Linked DNA regions of Mus musculus: region 1 is linked to region 2. The links are chromatin loops, found by intact Hi-C in ENCODE. Cell type or tissue: gastrocnemius. All regions are shown on one strand. Each heading gives the region's core, and the rest is flanking DNA. Links, peaks and the distances in the headings are about the cores only. Region 1 has its middle 21 kb from the start of Dmp1. Region 2 overlaps Mepe (matrix extracellular phosphoglycoprotein with ASARM motif (bone)).

Region 1 (8,332 bases), core at 182-8,181, 110 kb after region 2:
TGTAGATAATCTTCACATCTGTAAATTATCAACCATTTATGATATATCCTATATCAGACAAGAATCTAGGCAGGAATTTTAGAAAGTATTTTAAGAAGCAGCCAATGTAGTAATTACAGTGAATGCTTACATGTAAAGGTTTAAAATCAGTGGCTTACATGGCTCTTGATTATTCTCCAGAACATGACAATAAGACACTTTTGCTAAGGACACAACACACTTGAGTCTTGGGACGTGGAGCAATCAAGCAGGTGCTGTCACCTGGAAGTGTCATAGCTACTGTCATTGTTCATAGTGACAGAAGAAAGGGAAAGGGTAGCCTTGCCCAGCTAAGAACCCTGGAAGCCATCAGGGACTAGCCTGCCAAGACATGCCCACTGGTATGACAGTGGTGTGAATGTCACGGAAGTAACCAACCACTTCCTGGCTGGATCTAAGGACCACTGTACAGTTAAAACCCATCCCAGTCACCATTACTAGGGCCAAGAACCTGGTGCTAGGCAGGTCATGGGGCCTAGAGAATACACTGCTGTTACTCTGCAAATTGACACAGTATTAAACCGACTTCTGCTGACTTATCCTTCTACCCAAGCTTTGAGCTTCTCCTCACCAGAGAAGCTTCTTCAGCAAATGACTGTTAATACGGACACACAACTGGCCGAATTCTCTGCACTTTTTTTTTCAGAGAATAAGAGACTGTGGGATAAAAATTAAATTAATTAGTGGCTTGTACTCTGCATTGAAAAAGAAAGCAGAAGCAAATTAAACTGAGGTGAAGATTAAAATAATAGATATTGGTGATCAACTTAGAAAAACAAAGAAAAATGGAACACAGGAAAAATAGATGGAAACAACAGTTAGTCTTGTTCATCTACTTGACAGGTCTCATGTTAGACTGGTAAAGGAAAAATATCTACAAATTACAAAGATGAGTCTAGAAAACCCACATTAAAAACATAAAATACTTAGGAGTAAACTTAAACAAAAATATGAAGATGTTTTATCTAAAAACTGTGAAGACACTACTCAGAGATATTAAACAAGGAATTTAAAATTATGGGTTCATAGTTTGAAAGAGGCAGGTGTCACATGGATGTGAGCTTCTGGAGTCAAACCTTCCCGAATTTCTAGGCAACACCACCCTGATGAGATGTGCAGCTGATAATAAAGTACATGCAGAAGTACAAACTATCTAGACTTGTCACAGGAGAGTCAGTGATCTCTCTTCACTTCCTTTTAAGACTGAGGACAGCAAAAACATTGTGACAATGTTAAAAAGACATATATACACTATATACTAAATGTATCGTATATGTAACCTCCTCTAACTCAATAATATGAACAGCACAATGAAGTTAGGAGGAAACAAAAAAAAAACCTCAACAGAAAACTGGCAAACAAAACATAGGCAAGACAGCAATCTGTAAAGAAAGCAAAACTGTTGGTAGAGCCAAGCAGAAAATCTCCAAAACTTGTCAGTGTTAGTTTTTATGTGTTATAGTGTTAACTATTATGATCCAGTTCTGATTTGCTTTCATCCTTTGAGCATGACATAACACATTACGTGTGACACACAATGGGAATATGACATCTAAAATTAAGATAATGAAGTAGCAAGGTAGCAGCTGAGGGAAGCAGCTGATCTCACCAAGCAAGCACACTCTGGGTCACTCTCCTTAATCACAATGCCCCACTTTTTTTCTCGTGTCTATAGTTACTTTTATCCCGTGAAATATTTTATTAATGCTTGGAGTGTTTATAATAACTTATTACCTTTCCATTTAAGAAGTTATTCTGTTTATTTCCTTTCTATAGCTCTACATTCTGCCCGGTGCCTACACTAAGCTGTGATACACAGAGACCTCTGAAGTAGGAACTTCCTTTGTTCTGTGGGTTGCTGTGCAACCTTCTATCTCAGCCTCTTCTGCTGTGTGTGACAGGCACTACTAAAGGATAGGTGTCAGGAACCAACAAGCTAATAACTAGCAGGTGATCTTCCTGAGATGAGTCTGCCTTGTATTAATAAATAATCCATGACAGATTTGCTCCAATAGACAAGGCTCAAGAGAAAATCATTTTTGGAAAGACTCTTGCTATTAATATGCTTTTCCTGTTATTATTTAACATGGATGACAATCACTAGGTATTAGCCCACCCTTTTAAGCAGGTCTCTGCAGATTTACGAAGATGTACTGTCCTGTAGTGATGTCATATAGACAAAAAGATGACTTCTTAATTCTTAGTAATGATCTTATAAGAATTCCTAAAGTTATGTCAGTATTTACTAAGTTCTTCTATAGTGGGACTGTTATTAGGACATTTTCTGATAGTCAAAACTTCAGTGAGAACTCTGCCAGTCTCCATGTGTCACCAGTTGACTGCTTCTAGATAGTGACCAGACTTTTTCCTACTCAGAGCACCTTCCAAGAGGTTGTAAAACCATTAACCAAAGGCCATAAACAGGGAACTGATGATTTATTATAGGTGCTAGGGCAGAAGATAAAATATTGACTGGGTTTATCTATATAAAACTTCACTAATAACTTAGTTATGGTTTTTAACTCTCCATGAACCTGTGGAGCTGTGACAGGTGATGTACACTTACCCAGATGTTGTAAACTTCTTATTTGATTTCTGATTTGATTTATGTGTAAACTTCTGATGCGCTTTTTACAATATGACCATGTATTCTGAAAGACAAAGAGATCACCATTCTGTGTTTTCCCTTTTCTTAGAGAGCTTTCATAGGACATTTTTACAGTTGAGAAATAAACAATAAATTCACTTTCCAATGTGTCCCTCTTTCTTCCTGAGACTTCAGCCAGCAGGCTGAATGTTAGAGCCACACAGTTCCTTCAGAGATAAGGCTACATTACTTAATCCCCTGCTGATAGGCTACAGGTGCTAATCACCTAAGCCAGAAGGTTTTAACCCTCAGAATGAACAAGAAAGTCCGTAGGACTTCTTAGAAGTTATCATCAGCATTCAGTATAGTTAGAGAGCTAGAACATCCGGAGACCATCAGTCTTTAAAGCCATGCCAGAGTCCTATTCTATGTCTCGTTTCAACCCACTCCAGGTCAGGAGGCTCCAGGCAGATAGGTCCCTAGTGACCTGGCAGATAGGTCCCTAGCAATCTTCCTCAGCACAGCCATCTATCAAACAGGAAAAGAATCTGCATTGTTTAAATCCCCACCCTGATGTGCTTGGAAGGAACATGTGCTTCTGTCCTTCTGTGTCTTTATGATCAACCACTCATGGAATCTCCCAAGAAAGAGGGACAAGCTCACAGGAAGTGGGAGAGACCATGGAAAAGATGCAGAGTTAGGTCACTGGAGGAATGACGGGGAAAGGCTAGATGCCAAAAGATAAATGTTTGAAAAACAAAACCAGGAAAGTGCTCTGATCCACCACTCCCACAAACAAAAGGATATCCCACAACCAGCTCAGAGAAAACCAACAGACCCTTCCCACGCCAAAGGAACAATCTGAGCTCCAGAAAGAATTCATTTAAGCTGGCCACAGAAGTCCCGGGGATCCCAGTGCTCACTTGAATGGCTTCTGTGGTAAAAGTGGGACCCTAAGGGAGATCTAGAACTATTGGGATAATTCACAGCTTTTATCTCAAAGGAAATAAGAAGATTTTGTTTTGTTTTATTTTTTATTTTTTTCCTGTGCCAAATTCAATTGATCTTGGCCTGTGAACAAGGGTTTAGGTTGTTCTGAATAACGTTCTCTAATGTTATAGTGTCCTGTTATAATGTCCCGTTTTAATGACATGAATAACATTCTCTAATGTGGGAATGATTTCATGAACTTACTATACTTACAGAACAAAGGGGATCATCAAGGCATTTACTAAATGAATTTGGTCAGGACATAGGCAGGTGTTGTTTAGCAAAGCAGGGGATACTGCTGTAGGTTTCAGAAGGTCTCTGCTGACATTCTTAGCTTTGGGGTTGGTGGGAGCTAGCAGTCTGCTAAGAATGCATCCAGAGTATGGAATCTTTGTTCGGATTATTTTGTAAAATTATAGCCGTCCAAACGCTTAAGAGCAGGCAGCTGTGAAGCGTCTCACATGGTAGTGGAGAACTTCTGTCAGATATAAAAGACTGTTCAAGGTTGAGACCCAGAGTGTCCCCTCAGTGTCATGGGATTCACCACCAGGATGCTCGCAGAGTGACAGCAGTCTGACTGGAGCTGCGTGTGTTGTGAGAACTTCTGAGAAACATGGCTCTTTGCTATAAAGGATCCAAGGCAGCTTGCAAAGCCACACAGACTAGGGGAAGCCAAACGGATGAGCAAATCTGAGTTAAGGGGAAATAAGGGCAAGAAAATAAAGTTATGCCAAGGGGGCAGCTAGGGTATCAATACACCCGAGGCGTAGCACATCCAAGTTACTATTCACTCACAGCTGGCCACAGGCATGTGTTAAACCCAGTGTTAGGTGAGCAAAGAGAGAAACACTATCTGTAATTCAGAGGGTATGTGAGTTTAGAATAAATCGGTTGCTTGTGAGACACAGCCCTTCCTGGTAATGAGAGCTCCAAACAACTTGTTATGGACCAACATAAAAGAGACTGGAAGAAGCTGTGTCCTCCACAACATTGTCCATAGTAGACAGTGGTGACTACCATGTCATAGAACTATCCCCAGATATACACAGTAAAAATCACCGTTCTGTGGGGCCTTGTGGTCCAGAGCACTTGTTGCTCTTGCAGAGGTCTGGGATTTGGCTTCCAGCACCCATATATCAGCTGAAAAGTATTCTTAACTCCAGTGTCGGCAGTCTGGCAGTCTCTCCTCACCTCTGAGGGCACTAAGTACTCATGTGGTACACATTTAGAGAGCAAAGGAGACGAGATGTCGCTCCTGAGGTTAGACTAGAAACTCTTGTTCCACCCTGCTCATCCTTTCTTGGTAGCCCGTGCAGAAGCCACCTGTGAGGAAGCTGAAGGTGGCCTGGAGCCGACTATAGTGTCAACTACTGTGTTGGGGTAGCCGAAGAAGTATCCTAACCCCACTGACTCAGCCAAGGGCAATAAGAAGAGCTTTGAACAAAGAGAGTGGACATGTAGGGGAAGCAAGCTTTGCTCGGATTCCCACTGGGGGCAGAGGGGAGATTGGTGCTTATTGAAGGATTCAGCCATGAGTCCCCATTGCCCCAGATCAGACAAGGCCCCTCTTTAAAGACATTTATTTATTTGTTTGTTTGTTTGCTTGTTTGTTTTTAGATTACAAAATAGCAAATTATACTTCAGAATTGGGTCTGAGGTAGTTCAGTATCTTTCCAATGGAATAGAACATGGAGTTAAGATTTTTTTTTAAACCCCTAGATGAAGAGCTACAAATCATTAAAACCTTCCAGAGAGGGTGAGAATTAGTCTTCCCCAAAGATGAGCACCCTAACTGCTTATCCAACTCCAAGTAGTGTGCCCTAAAATACTGTATGTGCAAGCAATAGCAAAGAAAACATTCCAGCTTGGTGTCTTTGTTCTGCTGCATCAAAAGATCCAATTACGTAAGGCAACTTACTATGTTTTCAATTAGAGGTTGTAAAAACTAAATTTAAATCTTCTCAAAATATGTTATGATCTACCACAAAAATCTAGGTAGACATTTTAGGCCAGCTTAAAATTATCAACATCACCAAGTCACAAAATTTTCTGCCCATATTCCCAAGTGTAAGCTTTCCTTGTTTTGGTTTGTGGTATCTGCAAGGTGTGACATATTTAGTCTTTCATCTTTTATCTAATCATTTCCATTCCCACAATTATGTCTTCCAAATATATCTTATCTATGTGTCCTTTTATTTATTTCTTCCATGTCTCCTTGCCATCTAATCACTAGGACACAATTCAAGAATCATGGCACTGTCTTAGTCAGTGTTTCTATTCCTGCACAAATATGACCAAGAAGCAAGTTGGGGAGGAAAGGGTTTATTCAGCTTACACTTCCACACTGCTATTCATCACCAAAGGAAGTCTAGACTGGAACTCAAGCAGGTCAAGAAGCAGGAGCTGATGCAGAGGCCATGGAGGGAGGTTACTTACTGGTTTGCTTCCCCTGGCTTGCTTAGCTTACTTTCTTATAGAACCCAGGTCTTCCAGCCCAGGGGTGGCACCAACCACAAGAGGCTCTGCCCCTTTGATCACTAATTGAGAAGATGCCTTACAGCTGAATCTCATGGAGGTATTTCCTCAAGAGAGGCTCCTTTCTCTGTGATAACTCCAGCTGTGTCAAGTTGACACACAATACCAACCAGTAAAGGTACCATATCCCCACAGAAGCCTATCACTATGGAACCATGACACCACATGCCATGGCACCATATGGCAATGGCACCATATCTCCATCAAAACACATCACCATGACAGCATACACCATGGTACCACATCTCCAATCACATTATCATTGTCACGCCATGACACCAGTCATCATGACACCATCTCACCATGACACCATGTCACATGACAGCAGATCACCATGATAGCATAACACCATGTTGCTATGACACCATGACAACATGTCACCATGACAGCATGTCACCATGTTACCATGACACCATGTTACCATGTCACCGTACACCTTAACACTGACACACCATGGAACCTTGACACCACACCAGCTTGATACTGTGTCACCATTACACCAATCACCTTATCACTGCCACACCAAGTCACCATGTCACAATGGAATCACACGCTATGGCTTCTGTCTAGGTCCTGATGTGGATTAGACACGTTCTTGGATCTATGCACCCCAACTCACATCTGGAAACTGCCTTTTTCTAAGTGTGTGCTCAATAGACCCATTTTAAGTTACTGGATCTTGTCCCACTGATAACATTGGGTCGGTCCGAGTTAGGCAAGGCAAAATCTTTCCCTAGACCTGACGAAAACCGAAATCATCTGTGTTGGTGGATATGTTGTGTCTGGATGTTGGTAGCCATGCTTCTCTCCATACATGTCAACAAAAGTAGGAAATGCCTGTGGCTGAGGAAGAGGAGAGAAGCATACAAAAGGTAGAGGACAGACCCAGAGCAGGAGGCAGAGCTCCGGGAGCAGGAGGTGGAGCTCTGGGAGCAGGAGGCGGAGCTCTGGGAGCAGGAGGCGGAGCTCTGGGAGCAGGAAGCAGAGCTCCAGTGATGTCTCCCTCCTTGGGCTTCTTGTATTTCATTCTAGTTTCCTTATGATAAGTTACTTTTTAAAATTTTTTTATTTTTTGGTTTTTCGAGACAGGGTTTCTCTGTGTAGCCCTGGCTGTCCTGGAACTCACTCTGTAGACCAGGCTGGCCTCGAACTCAGAAACCTGCCTGCCTCTGCCTCCCAAGTGCTGGGATTAAAGGCGTGCGCCACCACGCCCCGCGATAATTTACTTTTTAAATTCTTTCCATCGCTTAAAGAGTCCTAACTAACACACCATGGCAACCTCCTAATCGTGCTTCTTGCTTCCTGTCTCTATGTTGTGTGCCTCTGTGAGGAAAGCAAAACTTTATCTCTATACTTGGGTTTTTCAGCCAGACCTGAGAACCTAGCAGGGGAGTGAAGATCCGGAGGTATGGAGTTGAACACAAACACTGAATTGCACAGAGTAGAAAGTCGAGGGGACAGAACAAGGCAAGGGGGCTCGAGGAGGGCAGCTATCCAGGTAGAGAAGTAACAATGAAAATGAGGTTAATGTCAAAGGCATTTCCTCCTGCTTCCCTCGATAAGCACTACCCTTTCCTTTTGGCAAGGGCATCTTTTACATATGAACTTTTTCTTCTGCTCTCAAGAGACAGGTGAGAGCAGAGTGAGCATTATCCCCACACAGTTGATGCAGCGGCGTCATCTGAACGGCAAATTTAGGGCTGGTGTATCCTAAGCCCTCATCTACTCACAGGCAGGTAAAACGACTCAGAGGATGAAAACACCAGACTTTAGTTTAAACAGTGGGAGCTTTTTCGATAATAAAGTGGACACTTGCAAAGGAGAGTTGATGCGGGGTGTTCGTTTATTTAACTTTTTTTTTTTAATTATTGATTTTTGCTACGTACAGTAGAGGAGGCAGAAGGACTGAGAGGCAGAGGCGATGGAAATGGTGTCTTCCTCACATATCAGCCTGACACACATATGAACTCACAGAGATTGTGACAGCATGCACGGGAATATATAAAGTTATTGGTGACAGATAAAGGACCAGGACCTTCCAATATAAGAACCTCCTGTGCTCTGGATCCCGTGATCCTCAGGGATGGGGGTGAAGGGGTCCGGATGTTCAGAGGCTACAACAGCAGGCAATGCTGCCATCTTCTGGAGATTGTAGAAATTACACCATTGGGTCATTTTCAT
Region 2 (8,332 bases), core at 76-8,075:
CAAGGCACTTGTGACATTCACAGACTATTTTAATGTGTCGCCTGTCCAAATATTACCTATTATACAAATTCTTATGAAAGTTTTTATTGAAAAAAGCATTAGAACTTTGAGTAGAAATTCTTATAACCACCATTAAAATAGCACAATGTCCTGGAGGGGACCAGGTCTGTTGGCTTGCTCAGTTCCTGCTGTGCCCTCTCTTCCTCCAGGACTAGAGCAGGGGACTGGTTCAATCCCAGGGACTAGTCACCATGACTCTCACTAGAACTCCCACTGGATGACGACTCGCTGCTGTCTCTTTGGCGGGTGCTAGCGCGCCTGTGGGAATTGGGTCTTCTCGAAGGCCAGGAGCCTCTCCGCTGTGACATCCCTTTATTCGGTGTAAGATTATTTTGTCCATGGAACACATAATGGTTTTCTTCACTTTTAACCTCATTACTAAGACTGTGAGAGGGCAGAGCAGGGCCCTGGCTTTTGCCTTTACCTGGAAATCTTTGGCTTGCAGTCAAGGTTAATTGGTTCCCTTTGGACTCTTCTGCATCTTTGCTAGAGCTACCTTTGCTGCTCTTGGGGATTTCGTTGTAACCAGCTCTCCCTGCATGCTCCACGCCCCCCTTTACCTTTTCTCTCGAGGCCACTTGTGGATAGTGAAATTCTACTTTCCCTTGATGAGCATTTTGGCTGCCGGCATTAATTCTGTTTCCTTCTTTTCCGGGGAGTTCCCTGAAATTGGTGCTGCCTGTGATTTCATTGCTGCCCCCCACAAGGCTCCCACCTGCAGAGCCTGCCCCCTGTGCAGCTTTGTCTCTGGTTGCATAGGCACTGCCACCATGTCCTTCTCTCCCCGGGATCTCATTAGAGCCTAGTCCACTCATATGTGGGTCAATAACTTCAGCTTTGCTGGAGCCTGAGAGGGGGCGACTAGTTGAGCTTTCAGGACCAGACCCAGCACCTCCTTTGCCAGGAATGTGCATAAAATGTTGCCCATCTCCACTGAAAGGGGGGACATCATTATCTCCCCTCACTAGAAGATCTGGGGAGCCACTGCCTTCAAGGTCACTGGGAGTCTTCTTGATCTGTGGGAGATGTGTCAGGTAGTGAGTGCTCCGTCGGGTCTGGCGGGTGTGTTTGGTGTGTTTGCTTTTGACCGGGCTGCTCTGGGTTAGCAGATAACTCTCTTGATTCTTTATGTCTTTTAAGGAGACTTTAGCATCATTGACATCTGCTGGAATTACGCTTAGAACACTCTGAGGTCTCTTCTCCTGGTTTCCTTCCCTCCGTAGTTCGGCCCCAGTCACTAGACTCTTTACAGGCTGCGTGATATTTCTGAGGAGGGCAGCACCATACCTGTCCTGGCCAGGCGGGTGAAGGAGAGCACCTTGCCCATCCTCTGTGCCTTCATCCACCGTGGGATCAGGATACACAGATGCTGCCAAGTCCTTGTGAATGCTGTCTTGATTGCCGCAGCTGCTCCTGTCTTCATTCGGCATCTGTGGATTTACAGAAAGATTTGGAGTTTTACTACTTGGTTATATTCATTGGTTTCAAACTAGACAAGTCTTTCTCTCTCTTTTGTTTTCTGGGTAATGATTTCTTTCAGAGTTGACTCATGATCAAAATGGTGAAAGGCAATACTTACTTTCCTTTTAGATAAAGTAAAAAAAAAGAGCGTAAAGTGATTATTTTATGTTAAGTTTAAAAAACCCTATAATTCATAAGAAGTATTAAAACCTATTATATATATAAATTATATTTAATGTATAAAATATATTTAATGTAAAGTCTACAACTCAATAGGGATGGAAGGAGCTATGCAGCTTTCATGGAAGAGTAAGACTGAGGTAGATTTGATGGGAAGGTAAGAGTCAAATACTCAGAAGCAAAACAATGTGAATCTTTTAAGACTAAGTGGTAGGACCAATGTATTTTTGACACGCTTCAACAGGCGCGCTTCCCTTGAGCTTGTTAACATCTTGGTTATGATAACTAAAAATAAGAATAGATGAAAGCGTCTATACGGAGCAAAAGAGGATTCAGCTGGAAGCTTACACCTTTGGGAGGTGAGGAAGATCACAAAGACGCTGATCAGGAGTGTGGGGGCCATGGTGAACTGCATCAGATGAGATAACCGACAAAATATTTAATACGTCTGGGCACCGTGTGTGTCAGATGCACATGTGAGCTGCCCTGTGAGTGCACAAAAACAAACCCTGATCCTCTGGGAGAGAAGTAAGTGTCTTGGCTATTGAATCATCTCTCCAGCCCCCAAATGGTCCCAATCTCTCACTCCAGTGCAGGCTGAAGTAACTGTGCTATAGGAGGGCTCAGGTATCTCAGCAGCTGCCATCCCTCTTTGGACTGGATGAGCTGGGGAGACATGTGACCCAGGGAAGCACGTGACCCGGGAAGCACGTGACCCGGGGATGCTACTTTGCTTCTTTGGGCATCAAATTTTTCATTATAAAATAAGAAAATAAACACATTTTGGGATTTAAAAAAGATATACTCATGTTAAGAGATACAATGCAGGTAAGGTATCTAGCACAGATCTCTCACTAACCAAGTTCTATATAAATGATAGCAGCTACCGTTTGTGCAAGGCTGTGTGGTGCCTGCCTTTGGTGGAATGCTAGCTTGCTTCCCCAGATAGTGATAAGAGACTCATTTCCTCATAGGACTCACAGCTGTCCTTCCAGTCTCTAGAAGTTATTGAATTGTGTGTAGTGGCAGGGAATTGTGGACTCGTTCTTGACTGTGTTCTGCAACCTGTGGCCTCTGATCGAATGTGACCTAAAATGGGGTTTTGATGTCCCCCAGTCTCTAATTAAGAATACTGTGTGTGTGTGTCTCGCATGTGTGCATGCGTGCCTGCGTTGCAGCGTGGGGAGTACCTGAGTGTGTCATACCCGTGTATCAGTGTTAGAGAATAACTTGTGAGTGTCTGAACTCCCCTTCCACCATGTCAGCTCTGGTGGCAGAGCTCAGGTTGACTGGGGTGGCAGCCATTTCTGAGCCATCTTACTGGGCATCCTCTGCCTTAAAATGCACCCAATTAAGTGTTGGGAGCTTTAAGACTGTTGCCTCTGCAGACGCTTGAACTGCAGGTAAGGGTAATTTGAGGAAGTCCCTTTTAGTCTGGGAGAACTTGTTAGTATGAAGTCTCCAAAATCTCCCAAAATTCTCCATTTGTTTTCATTGTAAAATACAATTATTAATGAATTTCACATGGGAAGGATGATACCACTACACACGATCTTTTATAGCCCCAAGCCTATTCTGAAAATAGGATTTTGTTATGAGAAGAAAAAAAAAAAAAGGATCTGGACTGATTTACTTTTGACCAGAAAATATTCTAAATACTTGACTTAGTTTAAGTCATCAAGCTTCAGAAAGCTTGCGTTGGGCATGTATGTCTATTTACTTACTTCTGTTAAGCCATTTTGAGCTGAACAGGTAGGTTAGAAAAACCAATATATCAAATTTAAACTTAAGCATTTTCATTTTTTTCTCCCTACTCTCAGAGGAATTTTTTGTTAAGAACGGTGGCGTGCCTACTAATGACTAGCGTGCATTTAGCTAGGGGAGTAAATACAACTGTTCTGTAATATATATAATAAAGAGCATGAGGCTATGTTTTAATTTTGCCACAGGACCGTTAACCATTTGTCTGAGAAAATATTTTAAAGTACAAAAGGCGTCCTGTCCTGCCTGTGCGCAGGAATCTCCAGTCCGTCCTCGGCTGCGTGACCGGCTGCGAGTCAGCTGACTGGTCTGTCTTCTCCGTCCTGCCTTAGCTCAGGGCTTCCTTTCATTGGACAGCAGCCTCTCCCACTCACTCTGTGCTCTGGAACCTTACTGCTCCCCACAACCTAGCTCACAGTTTCCGTTGTGTACCGGAACTGTGTCTGAACACCAGACCGGAACTCATTGGGAACTGATTTCTTTCTACTCTCAGCCCCTAAGGTGCGACTGGAGGTTTGGGGGCCCTCACATGACACCTTCCACATCCCGTCTTCTGTTCCCTGTGATCATTTTCTGTCTCTCAGATCTTAGAGAGAAGGAATTGCATTCCTCCTTTGCTTCAGCTTGCCCTGCCTCTTACTCAGCAGGAGCACCAAAAACACATGCCACGGCGGAACCAAAATTAGCTAACTTTCACATAGACAGAATGATGCCGCCTTACAGGTGGCCATACAAAGGATTTCTGGCAAGCCAGCTTTAGGAAAGTAATAGCCCTTTACTCTTTAGCTCTCTTTAGCTCTTTGGGCATCGAGTCTGCAAGAAGCCACTGAGTGAAAGAATTATCGCCATCCCAGTGACAAGAGCCTCGTTCTTCCTCTTCAGTGTGACTGGACACGGATGAGGTGATCCATGGAATGGGTGTAAGAGACACGTGTTACTCTTTACAACCAGACAGCCTGTCATAGTAACTGCGTTCCCCCCCCCCCGACTCCCCGGGAGTCTACACTGTTCTAGCATATGGTCTAGAATATGCTCAGAAACCCCCTCATGAAGTACAGTGCCGTTAATGCACAGCAAAATGACAATTACAGGCTCTCACGGCCCATCACGGCCACGGTTGCAGAAGTAGGCCCTAAACCAGGACATGGTTTGGGCCAAAGCAATGGATAGGGACAAGGAAGATTCTGGAACACAGACTTGCACAGCACAGTGACTTTAGGACCTGGGGAGTGTGGGGGAAGGGAACAAAGGCAACATCCACACTGGAAACCAGAGCTCACTGTCTCCTTCCATCTCCACTGACTAGTTCACATGTCAGGAATCTTCTCATGGTCACTCACCTTCACTTATGCTCGGTGTAGACATATTTTTATGGATTTTTATCATTTTATAAATGATATGTCAACTATTCCATTATATTGAGGTGGTTTTGTCTCTTACGAAAATTTCTTGATATCTTCTTAATACTATGCGATAGTTTTTAACTTGAGAGAAGTCAAGTTCTCCCTTGGGGAATAGGCAGTACTACCTGTAACCACAAGAGGGCGTGTGTCAGCCATCCTAGAAGGCAGCCACCTATAGGGCTCTCTTGTACTAGTCTTAAAATTTGTTTTCCCTGCATGCTGCTGTCAATTGTTTGTCTTCCACAACGTGTCAGTCTTCCTGCCATATCTCATATATCCTGCCAACTCAGTGGCGTTGCAACACGAGTGGATATTTCCAGAGCAGAAGGGAGCGGGCATTAGAGGAAAGGTAGGTTTTACTTTGCCCATGGCTAAGGTCCAGCTAGTTGGCAAATGGCCACCACACATGACCCTTCTGGCTTTGAAGTTTGTCACTTGGACCTTTGTGATTTTTAGCTGACATTCCGATGTGGTTTGGTGACATGCAAATCTGACAGCGTTTGCTTAACTTTCTGGATACATGCAGAAAACTACTTCCATGTGAACCTGATTCCCCATTAAAGCTGTTGACACAGCCCCTTCCTCTCTTTGTTGTCACACGCTGCACATAGGTGGGGAACAGTGTTTGCTCATTACAGTGTCCCAGAATTCTTATTCCTCTGAAACTTGTGTAGAAAACCATGGTTTCATTTAAAGAATGAAATCACACTGGAAAAAAAAAAGCGATCAATGCTTGGAAATTTTCAATCATCTGTTGTAGGGATTATACTGAACTAGAATGTGACATAATTCTGCTGGATACTGTGCACGTCTGGCCTAAGCACCCAACAACATTTTGGTAGTTAGCTTTTTTCACTTGCTGTTCTTTTTTTCTCTACAGAGCTAAAATTGTTATTTGAGAGGAATAACTCTGTTTATCCTCTGTTCCTCCACACACCCTTGCTTAGTTTTCACAGTCTGTGGTTGAAATGTCTGCAAGGAAACAAGAGACTCAGTTTCACCAAATAGAAGTTCTTTCATTCATTTCTTCAAACAACAAATGTTTTACTTCTATGTCTTTCACTGGATTATATTAACCTGGGGGGGAAAAATCATTCTGACTGAAAGAAAGATTGGGTCCACTTTTTCTTAAATATTTATCTATTAGGGGAAAAAAGTTCTTCCCCACTAGATGGCAAAGCTATCTCTAAAAGAGAACTTCCAGCATAAAGACGCGACCCTGTGATGTGATGGGGAGAGGAGAGGCAGGCACAGTGTTCCAGTTTAGGATAGTAGTCATCCGTTGTAACCCATAGGAAAGACATATTCATTGGCAAACCTGAGGTGTTAAAGTGAAGTTGGCCAGAGCTTGGGCAGTGGTGTGCTGTGCTGTGTGTGCTGTGTGTGCTGTGCTGTGCTGTGTGTGCTGTGCTGTGTGTGCTGTGCTGTATGTGCTGTGGTGTGCTGTGCTGTGTGTGCTGTCCTGTGCTGTGTGTGCTATGCTGTGCTGTGCTGTGCTGTGCTGTGATGGTGCTGTGCTGTGCTGTGCTGTGCTGTGCTGTGTGTGCTGTGCTGTGCTGTGCTGTGCTGTGCTGTGCTGGGTTGTGCTGGGTTGTGCTGGGTTGTGCTGTGCTGTGCTGTGTGTGCTGTGCTGTGTTTGCTGTGTGTGCTGGGCTGTGCTGGGCTGTGACGGTGCTGTGCTGTGCTGTGGTGTGCTGTGCTGTGCTGTGGTGTGCTGTGCTGTGCTGTGCTGTGTGTGCTGTGCTGTGCTGTGGTGTGCTGTGCTGTGCTGTGTGTGCTGTGCTGTGTGTGCTGTGCTGTGCTGTGCAGTGCTGTGCTGTGCTGTGCTGTGCTGGGTTGTGCTGTGCTGTGTGTGCTGTGCTGTGCTGTGCTGTGCTGTGCTGTGTGTGCTATGCTGTGCTGTGCTGTGCTGTGCTGTGATGGTGCTGTGCTGTGCTGTGCTGTGTGTGCTGTGCTGTGCTGTGCTGTGCTGTGTGTGCTGTGCTGTGCTGTGCTGTGCTGTGCTGTGCTGTGCTGGGTTGTGCTGGGTTGTGCTGGGTTGTGCTGTGCTGTGCTGTGTGTGCTGTGCTGTGTGTGCTGTGTGTGCTGGGCTGTGCTGGGCTGTGACGGTGCTGTGCTGTGCTGTGGTGTGCTGTGCTGTGCTGTGCTTTGTGTGCTGTGTGTGCTGTGCTGTGCTGTGCTGTGCTGTGCTGTGCTGTGCTGGGTTGTGCTGTGCTGTGCTGTGCTGTGCTGTGCTGTGCTGTGCTGTGCTGTGCTGTGCTGGGTTGTGCTGTGCTGGGTTGTGCTGTGCTGGGTTGTGCTGTGCTGTGCTGTGCTGTGCTGTGACGGTGCTGTGCTGTGCTGTGGTGTGCTGTACTGTGCTGTGCTGTGCTGTGTGTGCTGTGCTGTGCTGTGCTGTGCTGTGGTGTGCTGTGCTGTGCTGTGTGTGCTGTGCTGTGTGTGCTGTGCTGTGCTGTGCAGTGCTGTGCTGTGCTGTGCTGTGCTGTGCTGGGTTGTGCTGTGCTGGGTTGTGCTGTGCTGTGCTGTGCTGTGCTGGGTTGTGCTGTGCTGTGCTGTGCTGTGACGGTGCTGTGCTGTGCTGTGGTGTGCTGTGCTGTGCTGTGTGTGCTGTGCTGTGCTGTGCTGTGCTGTGTTGTGGTGTGCTGTGCTGTGCTGTGCTGTGTGTGCTGTGCTGTGCTGTGCAGTGCTGTGCTGTGCTGTGCTGGGTTGTGCTGTGCTGTGCTGTGCTGTGACGGTGCTGTGGTGTGCTGTGGTGTGCTGTGCTGTGTGTGCTGTGCTGTGCTGTGCTGTGCTGTGGTGTGCTGTGCTGTGCTGTGCTGTGTGTGCTGTGCTGTGCTGTGCTGTGCAGTGCTGTGCTGTGCTGTGCAGTGCTGTGCTGTGCTGTGCTGTGCTGTGCTGTGCTGTGCTGTGCTGTGTGTGCTGTGCTGTGCTGTGCTGTGCTGTGCTGTGCTGTGTGTGCTGTGCTGTGCTGGGCTGTGCAGTGCTGTGTGTGCTGTGATGGTGCTGTGCTGTGCTGTGGTGTGCTGTGCTGTGCTGTGCTGGTGCTGAGGATACACAAGCTGTAGCCTGTGTGTAAAGGCACACCTGTGGTGCCTCCTCACAGGGCAAATCATTTTAGCCAGGGTTCAGGCAGTCTCTTTGATCAGAGTGAAAGTGTCAGTCGGTGACTTGTCTGCTGAGGCCTATAGAAGCCAGACACAGGAATAGTCATAGGTAGCTACTGCAGGCCTTGTGAGATGTCAAACAAAATGTCACACAAAATAGAGAATCTAAGAACCCTGGGGGCAAGTTTTCTCTGTACAAAATGGTGTGACAACTTTTCAAATATCAGTGTTTTCGTTTTCTTATTTGCTTTGAAAAGTTGTTGCTTATCTCGATGTGGCGAAAGGAACAAAGGAGTGGGGTGTGCTGGTGTCATGGGTGTGCTAGAGTAGATTAGTCACAGGAGGAGTGGGCTGTGCTGGTGT

What was found. Hi-C counts contacts between places; a loop is a spot of excess contacts. Peaks named below come from ENCODE experiments on the same cell type or tissue, not always from the same donor. Only the 100,000 strongest peaks of a DNase experiment are listed, where the experiment ranks them.
Region 1: it touches region 2 in a loop (7-fold over the local background); 27 of 42 quality-filtered maps call a loop at or near these places.

Annotation. Positions count from the first base shown.
Region 1 is chr5:104,219,033-104,227,364 of GRCm38, reverse strand. No RefSeq gene overlaps it. Among named protein-coding and RNA genes, the nearest start is that of Dmp1, 21 kb to the right of the region's middle. In gastrocnemius, for the core only: no CTCF peak of the experiment used is centred there; no DNase peak of the experiment used is centred there.
Region 2 is chr5:104,330,232-104,338,563 of GRCm38, reverse strand. Mepe (matrix extracellular phosphoglycoprotein with ASARM motif (bone)) reads right to left here. Exons shown (of 3, transcript NM_053172.2): 3 at 1-1,490. The coding sequence ends at 243. Among named protein-coding and RNA genes, the nearest start is that of Mepe, 9.1 kb to the right of the region's middle. In gastrocnemius, for the core only: a CTCF peak has its summit at 5,000 (motif pointing right); DNase peaks (open chromatin) are centred at 5,025 and 5,224.